Linked DNA regions of Homo sapiens: region 1 is linked to region 2. Evidence: read pairs that join two places in POLR2A ChIA-PET (ENCODE). Cell type or tissue: GM12878. All regions are shown on one strand. Each heading gives the region's core, and the rest is flanking DNA. Links, peaks and the distances in the headings are about the cores only. Region 1 overlaps RCSD1 (RCSD domain containing 1). Region 2 overlaps MPZL1 (myelin protein zero like 1).

The links. ChIA-PET counts read pairs that join two places held together with the same protein. Peaks named below come from ENCODE experiments on the same cell type or tissue, not always from the same donor. Only the 100,000 strongest peaks of a DNase experiment are listed, where the experiment ranks them.
Region 1: POLR2A ChIA-PET joins it to region 2 with 5 read pairs; 1 of 35 experiments calls an interaction of 5 or more read pairs at or near these places.

What each region holds. Positions count from the first base shown.
Region 1 is chr1:167,674,305-167,679,688 of GRCh38, forward strand. The region is part of intron 1 of RCSD1 (RCSD domain containing 1); the gene reads left to right. Among named protein-coding and RNA genes, the nearest start is that of TRP-CGG1-1, 38 kb to the right of the region's middle. In GM12878, for the core only: a CTCF peak has its summit at 1,990; DNase peaks (open chromatin) are centred at 2,137 and 2,637; H3K4me3 peaks cover 550 bases; H3K27ac peaks cover 5,000 bases.
Region 2 is chr1:167,750,587-167,755,970 of GRCh38, forward strand. All of the region lies in intron 1 of MPZL1 (myelin protein zero like 1), which reads left to right. Among named protein-coding and RNA genes, the nearest start is that of MPZL1, 31 kb to the left of the region's middle. RefSeq lists an enhancer at 2,496-2,615. In GM12878, for the core only: no CTCF peak of the experiment used is centred there; a DNase peak (open chromatin) is centred at 2,745; H3K4me3 peaks cover 1,374 bases; H3K27ac peaks cover 1,490 bases.

The DNA.
Region 1 (5,384 bases), core at 207-5,206, 76 kb before region 2:
TGCTGGAGGCAGGGAAGGGCTGAGCCTGTGGGTGGAGGGTGCTGAGCATGAGGGAAGGAAAGTCACGAACATGGAAGTAAAGCCAATTTCCCTCCATTGGCCCCTCCTACCCACAATCCAACAGACTGGCTGTAAGGACCTGACAATTTTTAAAAATAACAGTTTTATTGAGATATCGTTTACATACATGTCACCTATTTAAAGTGTACAATGAAATACTTTTTGGTATGTTCACAGACTGTGCAACCACCACCACAGTCAATTTTAGAACATTTTCATCACTGAAAAAGAAGAAAGCCTGTAGGCTTTAGCTATCACCCCACCTCCTGTCTTCCTATCTCCTCTAGGCAACTATTAACCTACTTTCTTTCTCTCTGAATTTGCCTATTCTGGACATGTCATAACAATGAAATCACATAATATGTGGTCTTTTGTGATGGGCTTCTTTCACTTAGCGTAATGTTTTCAAGGTTTATCACATTTACTATGTATTAGAGCTTCATTCCTTTTTATAGGTGAAAAATATTCCACTGTATGGCTGTGTCACATTTTGTTTCTCCATTTGTCAGTGAATGGACATTGTATTAGTCTGTTCTCATGCTGCTAATAAAGACATATCCAGCCGGGTGCGGTGGCTCACACCTGTAATCCCAGCACTTTGGGAGGCTGAGGTGGGTGAATCACAAAGTCAGGAGATCAAGACCATCCTGGCTAACACAGTGAAACCCCATCTCTACTAAAAATACAAAAAATTAGCTGGGCCTGGTGGCACGTGCCTGTAGTCCCAGCTACTTCGGAGGCTGAGGCAGGAGAGCTGCTTGAACCCAGGAGGTGGAGGTTGCAGTGAGCCGAGATCTCACCACTGCACTTCAGCCAGGGTGACAGAATGAGACTCCATCTCGGAAAAAAAAAAAAAAAAAAAAAAAAAGCATACCCAAGACTGGGTAATTTATAAAGGAATGAGGTTTAATGGACTCACAGTTCCACATGGCTGGGTGGGCCTCACAAGCATGGCGGAAGGCAAAAGAGAAGCAAAGACACGGCCTACATGGCGGCAGGCAAGAGAGCTTTTGCAGGGGAACTCCCCTTTATAAAACCATCAGATTTCATGAGACTTATTCACTACCATGAGAACAGCATGGGAAACAACTGCTCCCATAATTCAATTACCTCCCACCTGGTCCCTCCTATTAAACATGAGAATTATTAGAGCTAGAATTCAAGATGAGATTTGGGCGGGGACACAGCCAAACCATGTCAGACATGGACTTGATATTTTGGTTCAGCTGTTTGACTTGACCCAGAGCTCTGGACAGCTGGGATGTGTGAGTATTCAAAACCCTTGTCGTGACCCTAAAAGCCATAAAACGAAACTCAGCTGTATTTATTTTTTAATTGCTAGATACCACGCACATCCATCTCTCAGGGATGATATGAGCTCAGGGTTGGGGTGAGAGTGTCTGTTAAGCTCTTGCCTTAGTAATAAAATAGCCCACCAAAATCGCTGAGTCCAGATGGTCCATTCTTGAGCAAAGAATGGCTGCAAGCAGCAAGGAGCACATCTTAGCTAGCTGGGGCTCTATCTGGGACTTCTGTATCCAAGATGGGATGGAAGGACAGGAGAAGATTAGACATCTAGGATGCAAGCCTAGGCATCCCTCAGAGTATTCAGGAATGCTGCTAGCCCCATAGCCAACATCCAGTAATAGCTAACAATTATCAAACACTTCCTACATGCTAGGCCCTGTTCTAAGCATTTCACCTACAAAAACTCATTAAATCCTTCCAATGAGCCTGTAACATAACTACTATCATCATCATTCCGTTTTACAGATAGGCAATCTGAGGCACGGACAAGTTAGGTAACTTGTCCAAGGCCATAGAACTAGTAAATGTAGAGCTGGGATTTGAACCCAGACAGTCTGGCTCAAAGCCTGAGCTCTGTGCTTCCCTTCATAGAGCAGTGTAAAGCATAGTGCACCCTCCAGGGCAGACAGTGCATCAGCCTCCTTCCTGCCATCCATGGAAGAAGGGCGGTGCCACTGCCAGAAAACAAGATGAGTGTTTGCATATTGGGTTGAACCAAAGGATGATAGATGTTAATGGCCTCATTTACAAACAAGGAAACTGAGACTCAGAGAGGTTCACACCCAACATATATCAGAAGCAAGACTGAAACCCAGATCTGACTCTGAATTTGTTGTTCTTTGTGCTTTCCCACCCCCACCAGACTCAAAATAATTTCTTTTCTTTCTTTATGCTTGTACAACAGTTGGCACATTTTAGAGACAAATTTCCCACCATCATCTCCCAAATTACACTGATAAAATCCTGTCACTGCAATGGCATTCTGGATGAACATCTCCCTCTTCTCTATGGTCCCCTGCTGGCACCTGGGAATTTGCCCAGACACTAGCCATCACTACTAAACCCACAGACCCCCACCTGGAGGACCCTCCCAGGCACCAGAGGCTGTGAACTATGCTGATTTTAAAACCACTGAAGCAGCCAGGACTGTTTCCCACAGTGTGAGAACAGCTAAACCCTGTCCGTAATATTGGGTGACAATGCCAAGTCCTGGGAGCAAATGGGAAGCCCTGGAGGTTCCAAACAGGGACACACTCCCAGGCTCAATGCCTGCGTGTGGGTCCTTTGTGTGAGTGGAGCACCTCCTGGGATTCTCCCTGGGAGCCAGTTGCAGAGACCAAGGACCTGCCATTTTCAGATCCTTAAAGCCTACAAGTGGTTAGGTAGGGGACATCTGGGACTTTTTTGGTTCTGTGTGAGATATCTGATTACATGTATTTGTTAATATATGCTTGTTTCAATTCCTCTACCTTATCTATTTCTTGCAGTTCTTCTTTACCTCTCTGTATTCTCCTCACCCCTGAAAAAGGCTGTTCACTCCTTGAGGGCCGTCACGGTTACCCCAATGCATTCTACAGTGTCTACAGATGCTCAGGAAGGGGTGATTAAATGACCCGACAATGTGGATGGGGCACGCAACATTCATGAGTGACATTCAGGATTTCTTACCCTCTATCACTTTAGCCAAAGAAATCTTCTGGCCCTAAGCCATGTGAACCAAAATTATCTGAGACAGGTCTTTATTCAGAAAGTTTATTTTGCCAAAGTTAAGCATGTGCCCCCAGGAGGCAGGTCTGTGCCTTTCGCCAAAGATGATGTTGAAGCCTTTAATATTTAAAGAGGAAAGGATGAATATTGGGGAAACAGGAAGAAATTTTTAAAAGGTGTGGGTAGATAAGAGACAAATGGTTTCACTCTTTTCAGACTTTGATCAGCCTTTCACCAGATACACAATTTACATGTGAGAGATGAGTAGAGGAAACAGTCCACCTATTGCCTCCATAGCTCAGTGAATCTGCATTTTTATATCAGAGGAAGCAATCTGATATGCATTTGTCTCAGGTGAGCAGGAGACTGACTTAGAGTTCTGTCCTTTGTCCCGCACCTGTGAAGATAAGCTATCAATTTACATTGTCAGGGTAAAATTCAACAAAACTGTTTAGGGAAAAGATCTTGAGGCCCACAAGGAATTTTCTAGTGGGAAAAATTATGAGGGGGGTATGTCGCTTTTTAATCTTTGTTTATCTTATTCAGGAATAAAGTGGGAGGCAGATTTGCCTGATGCGTTTCACAGCTTGACTTTTCCCTTTGGATTAGTGATTTTGCAGTCTGAGGTTTATTTTCCTTTCAAGCCCATCCCATCTGCATTCTACACCAAAATGCCCTCCAGGCTCCCACTGGAATAACAGGACCAGTCCCCTCACATTGAGAATGAAAGGCAGCTTAGGGTGACTAAGGAGACATCCCAGACCTCAGTCTTTGGGCCTCTTCTCTTCCCTATTCTCTGTTTCCTCTGACTTTATGCAGTCTCGTAACATCAACTACCATTTCTAGCTAGTGACTCTCCAAGTTTTGTTTCTGGCCTGAAACACTTCTCTGAACTCCAGACTTGGGTATATATTCAACCTCCTGCATTGCATCTCCACTTAGACGTCTAATAGACATGTCAGACTTTCATGACCAAGGAAGAACTATTCATTGCCCAACTAGCCCCACCCACCCCTCTCTCCCCAACATGGCTTTCAACCCAGAAGCAAATACCCCATGCATCCCGTTATCCAAGTCAAACCTTCAGGAGTCATCCATGATTCTTCTCTTTCCCTTGCTCACACCCATGCATCAGTAATTCCCAGCAGCCTGACCTTCAAATCCCATCCCCCTGCACAAGCCCTGTTCACTCCCGCACCCAATCTCAGCTGGACCGCTGCCAGCACCTGCCTCTGCTCACCCTCTTCCACTCCTGTCCCTCCTCCACAGACAGCTCCTTGATGCGCGACTCAGGTCACGTCCCTCCTTGAAACCCTCCAAATGACATCCTGCTGGTTCAAGATAAAACACAAACTGCGCGCTCTGGTCCATGAGGCCCAATGTAGCTGGCCTCACACTACCACTCGCATCTTCCCGCCCCCTCTTGTTGTCCCTGCCACCCTTCTCTTTTCTCTGCCCCTCAACCTTTGTTTCTGTCTGTGCTTCTGCTCAGAACAATTTTCCTTTTCTCTTTTCCCCAACTGGGATTCAACTCATGTGCTCTCTCTTCAGAGATGTCTTCCCACATTCCCATAAAATAAGTGCCCTGTTTTATTTTCTTCACAGCGTTTAACAAAGCGTCTTATGGTTTCGCTGTGTACCTGTTTATTGCTGAAGTAGCAACTTCTGAAGGGCAAGGACTGTCTTGTTCACTGATGTATCTCAGGGCCTAGACCAGTAAATGCCTATTAACAAGAGACTAAGTTAACTCTTCCAGTAAAGGCATAGAGTTAGTACAGCATGTTGGTGTGGAAAGAGCTTTGGAATCCAGAAAATTCTCATGCCTGCACTTACTGACTTGAATAGTAACTTACTTAGCAACTCTAGGCCCCAGTTTCCTCTTTTAGAGAGGTAAGAATTACAGAAAATATATCAAAGGCTGTAAGGACAGTGCCTCCCACATAGGAGGTACTCTGGTAGATGAGCAGGTCAAATGGACCTACCTGGTTCCCAGTCCAGAACCCTTTCCATCCTCCTAGGATAGTAATGGTCAAACATTGGGATACATTGAAGAACTAGGGATAACTAAGGACATAAAGGAAGATTCTAGAGTCATTGCAGTATTTCAGAGAGATTCTATGGTGGTCTTTTTGAAGTGATGATTTAAGCGTGGTCACACTGGAAGGGGTGATCCCCTTCAGTTCTGGAGGAGTGAAGAAGCAAACATACCTCAGACCTTTGAGGCTCTGGGCTCTGGCCTATTTCTGGTGAGAGAGAGAAACTTCCTTTTGGCCAAGAGCATAGTTCTTCCAGCCCCACACTGGGCTCTC
Region 2 (5,384 bases), core at 256-5,255:
GTTTCTGTACCACATGGAAGCAGTAAAAATGCCGTTCCTTTATTTATAAATAATTTAACATGTATTTCCTGAAGACTAAGGACATCATGTTATATAACCACAGTGTAATTATCAAAATTAGGAAATGAATATTGAAACAGTAACAGTACTGTTATCTAATATATAGAGTTTATTTGGATGATGCCCGTTGATCCAATAATGTCCATTAGAGCAGAAGAAAATCCAGAATCATGTGATTCACTTAGCCATCATGTCTCTTTCATCACCTTTAGTCTGCAGCATTTCCTGAGTCATTTTCTTTAAAGTTTTACATTAATATTTTTAATGTATATTATATAAGCCAGTTACATAGTAGATTGCCCCTCATTCAAGTGTGTCTGATGATTTAGGCTATCCATATTTGGCAGGAACACCACGGAAGTAATGTTCTGTTCTTCTCAGTACCTGATCTAAGGAGAAAGGTGCTGCTTATTTGTTCCACTGCTGGTGATGTTGACTTTGATCCTTGGTTAAGGTGTTGTCTGCCATGTTTCTCCACTCTAAAGTAACTATTTTTTTCCCCTTTGTAATTAATAACTATCTTATGGGTAATTCTTTGAAACTAGGCAACTATCATGTTTCTCCTTAAACTTTCACTCACCATATTATCTTTTTATGAAGACAGAAGGAAAATAATACATTTTAGTAAGAGTCCCATCAAAATGGTTGTGATGTTTAAAAAAATAACTTCAAGGAACATGGAGTAGTCATTTGACAGATATAATCATGTAGAATTACTTACTATCAGAAATTAAATGTATGCGCCGGGCGCGGTGGCTCACGTCTGTAATCCCAGCACTTTGGGAGGCTGAGGTGGGCGGATCACTTGAGGTCAGGAGTTCGAGACCATCCTGGCCAACATGGTGAAACCCCATCTCTACTAAAGATACAAAAAATTAGCCGGGCGTGGTGGCTCGCGCCTGTAATCCCAGCTACTCAGGAGGCTGAGGCAGGAGAATCGCTTGAACCTAGGAGGCAGAGGTTGCAGTGAGCCGAGATGGCACCATTGCACTCCAGCCTGGGCGACAGGACGAGACTCCATCTCAAAAAAAAAAAAAAAAGAAAAGAAATTAAATGTATGCAATACTTAGTTTTTAAAAATATCCCTCACATATCTAAAGTCAATTTGCAGGTTTATACATGTAAAAATAATTTCATTTGTTAGTAGTATTGTTTTTGAAAGATTTAGAGATGAGTCACTCATGGAAATTTTTCTATTTTTCCAGTATTGGAGGCAGAATGAAACTAACAAAAATCCTTTGGGGAAAAAATTATTCCAATAAATTTTCCAGTAATTATTCCAAATGTCTCTTCTTTTCCTCCCTTTTTTGTGTATCTTTACAACTCAACCAAAAAGTCCACTGTTACTATATCAAGCCTGCTTAAGAATCCTCCGTGATGCCCACTTCCTACAGGATCAAGTTCCAGCTCATCTGAATTCAGACTACCTTTTCATCTTAAAACTTTTCCTCTATTCCAGCCAAATTCATCTTCATAATTCATCTTTAAACATCATCTCATGTTTTTCTGTCTCTGCAAAATGCCCTTTCAATCTATTTTGAGTCTTCTCAGTATACCAGATAAAATTCAAGTGCATCTTTCATAAAATATTCCCTGACCTCTTCATTTTTCAAATTTTGACTTTAATTAGCTACATATAGTCTATTTGCTACTTCAGGGGGATGGTTTAGTAGGAACTTACCTTAGGGAAGATAAGGTGGCATAAATAACAATAAGATACAGACCAGGCAGTGCTGACTCCCTGCTTGGAGGGCCATTTTCCCATGCCCTGCACTGTGCCATACCCTGCACACTGTAGGACACAAAGTTTGTTGTACACATTCTTGTGTATATTTCCATGTACAGTATCTAATGAGACTCATCCCACTCAGAACTTAGGACTTATTATATATTCAATAAATGAATTGTTCAGTTGATACTGTCTTTTAAAAATTCTGATAAAGCCAGCATCTCAATAGGAAGCAGGGGCAGATGTTTCCATTCCTCCCTCATATTTTACTTTCTGTTCAAGGGTGAGTGTTTACACTTTGAACTCTTTCTGGCAGTGATGAATCAGTGCTGATTAATCAATACTCTTTTGCCAGATTTTTCTAGGAGCCAGAGAGAGCTTGACTGGGGTCAGGCATCCATTTAAGGGCAGGTTGGTTTCCTTATTTTAGGAAAAAAAATAGTGCTTATATGTTTCATTAATCATAACTTCACTTTACAGGAATCCAAAAAATTTAGTGTTATCTGTTCACTCCTTTTGAAGTGTTCTTTGAGAGCTCTCTGACCACCAGGAAGTGTAGTAGGTGCTAGGCACACTGAAGCCAAGTAAGGTGTAGTTCCATGGCTCAAGGAGTTGTGAGTCTAACAGGGGAGCTGAAGTTAATTGCAAGGGAGATTGTGCTTTTCACTGAAAGGTGTGTCTTCGGTAGACTACAGCCATAGAGTCGTGTGAGAATTACTGAAGAGTGTGGCAGAAGAAAAGGTGGTAAGATCAGGGAGGGCTTTACCAAAGTCACGTTCAGGTGGAGTCTTGAAATTCTGTAAGCTTTCAGAGGTGGGCCTTGTTCCAAGCTGTGTGAGTATAGCCCTGAGGTAAGCTGGCTGCGTGGCATGTTGAAGGAAGTGAGAGCAAGCTGATACCAGCTCGCCACCAACAGCCTTTGCCAAATGTAAAGCAGGAAAAGGAGGGTTACTTTGAAAAGCCTAGTGTGCCATGCTGAGAATGATGGACTTTATGAAGCAATGGAGGAGCTTTTAAATGTGTTTTCAATAAGAAATTGTCATGGACAAATCAGCATTGAATTCAGATCTCATTAAAAACGTGTCCAAAGGATAACTCGACAGTAAACATATCTCGAAAGTACCCATGGCTGTAAAAAAGGCGAAGTATTTCTTTCTCCATTTAATTTACCCTCCCCTGGGTGATTGGTTTGTGGTTAGGCCGTTTGTCCAGCTGCAGCAGACTGGTTTTACACCCTGAAGTAAACTTGAATTTCTTTTTTTTTTTTTGAGACGGAGTCTCGCTCTGTCACCCAGGCTGGATGGAGTGCAGCGGTGCGATCTCGGCTCACTGCAACCTCCGCCTCCCAGGTTTAAGCGATTCTCCTACCTCAGTCTCCCAGGTAGCTGGGATTACAGGTGCCCGCCATCACGCCGGGCTAATTTTCGTATTTTTAGTAGAGATGGGATTTCACCATGTTGGCCAGGTTGGTCTCGAACTCCTGACCTCAGGTGATCCACCTGCCTCAGCTTCCCAAAGTGTTGGGATTACAGGTGTGAGCCACTGCGCCTGGCCTTTGAATTTCTTAAAACCAAGCAGAACAGTGATTTTCAAGCTCTCTTCATTAGATTCTAGCAGCTGGAGTTTATTTATTTATTTATTTGAGACAGTCTCACTCTGTTGCCCAGGCTGGAGTGCAGTGGCGTGATCTCCGTTCGCTGCAACCTCTGCCTCCTGGGCTCAAGCAATCCTCCCCGCTCAGCCTCCCAAGTAGCTGAGATTACAGGTGTGCGCCATGAGGCTCAGCTAATTTTTTTTATTTTTGGTAGAGATGGGGTTTCACCATGTTGCCCAGGCTGGTCTTGAACTCCTGAGCTCAAGCGATCCACCCACCTCAGCCTCCCAAAGTGCTGGGATTATAGGCGTGAGCCACTGCACCTGGCACAGCTGCATTTTAGAGCTTCCAAATGCTTAGTGCGTATTTCATTTGTTTCCAAAGTACATTTTAAACCATTAAAATCACAATAAAAAATAGCACACACACTTGTGGGTGGTTATATGAATAATTCGTGGACTTTGGACACCAATGTCCTGTTAACTCAGGCTGCCAGTGCAGTCTTCAGAATAAAGTAGATTTTTGTAATTTCTCTGCCGACATGTAAACTTATACAAGTGTGTTATTGATTAAGAAGCTGAGTAGAGCACTGCCCTGGTATTTTGAAAAGTTCAGGTTCATGCATGTGCACTAATAATGTATTTTACAAGTGAACATACCTATACCTACAGTCAATCAAATGCCAGGCAAGGTGTGGCTCGTCTGCTTCAGGCATGGTCTTATTGTATAATAGCATCGTAAGTGAAGTCCCAACATCTCATTTGTATGCTGGGTAGTAATTACATGTTTCAAATCACCTGGGGGCCTTTTAAAAATCCTGATACCCAGGCCATACCCCTTACCAATTAAATCAGAATTCCTGGAGGTAGGGGTGGGACCCAGGCATTAGTATTCTTTTAAGAGTTAGACTGTTTAGAGCAGTTATGGTTTACAGCAAAATAGAGCAGAAGGTACAGATTTCCCATCTGTCTCCTCCATGGCCTCTCCTATTATTGGTATCCCCCACCAGAGTGATACATTGTTACAGTTGGTGAACCTACAGTAACACATCATTATCACCCAAAGACCATTATATTTACGTTAGGGTTCCTTCTTTCTGTTGTACGTTGTATGGGTTTCAACAGATGTACAATGACATATATCTATTATTATAATATCATATAGAGTAATTTAGTATTTTTCAGTAGTTTCAGTAGGCATCAGTATTTTTAAATTTTTAAAAATTTTTTGCTGTATTTTGGAGGAGAGGAATATATTCTTATTGCCATCGACCGTAGGCGTATTCTTTCCAATCTCTTGTTCTGTCCTTCTAGTAATAATTGTATTGGCTTTTCTGGTTTCAGTTAAATTTTGGTTCACATATCTTCAAACATACTATAAACCTGATAAGATTTGAGAGCCCAGAAAGATAAGTTTAAGGTACAGTGGTCTTTTTCCTGAAGAGCAATTTTAATATGCCATTTCAGCACCTGGGAAGTGTAAAATATGTGAGAGTGTTATTTTCTTATCTATCAGATATGCCTCCAGAGCTTTCAACATGTTCTTTATGTTAAGCATTTTAGTCCCCTGTACTCTAGCAGAAGTAAAATCTGATTTTTCCTACCAAAAGTTCCTTATTTTCATCTGCTTGCTAAGAACCAAGAAATGTTTGGATGCTTTATGCAGATGATACAATTCAAACTAACTGCAACTGGGGCATTTGTGTTGCCTGCTTCATGTTTTGAGCCTTTAGTATTTAATGGAAGCCCTGCGCTGTGGAAAGTCTCCTAATAGCACTTTGTGCATCCCAGGGGCCAGCCACGGTGCTTCTGCAGCCGCACTGTAGATGTTTGTTTATTTGTCTCCACTAGGCTGTCCAGTACATTTAGAGGCTGAGTCTCAGTGTGTGTTTGAAAGAATGAATGGTTGATTGAAGAAAGGAGACCATTTGCAGGAGAGAGAGAGAGATGAACAGTACATATATAGAGGAGGGCAAGAAGAAATCCCAGGGCTTTAGAGTCA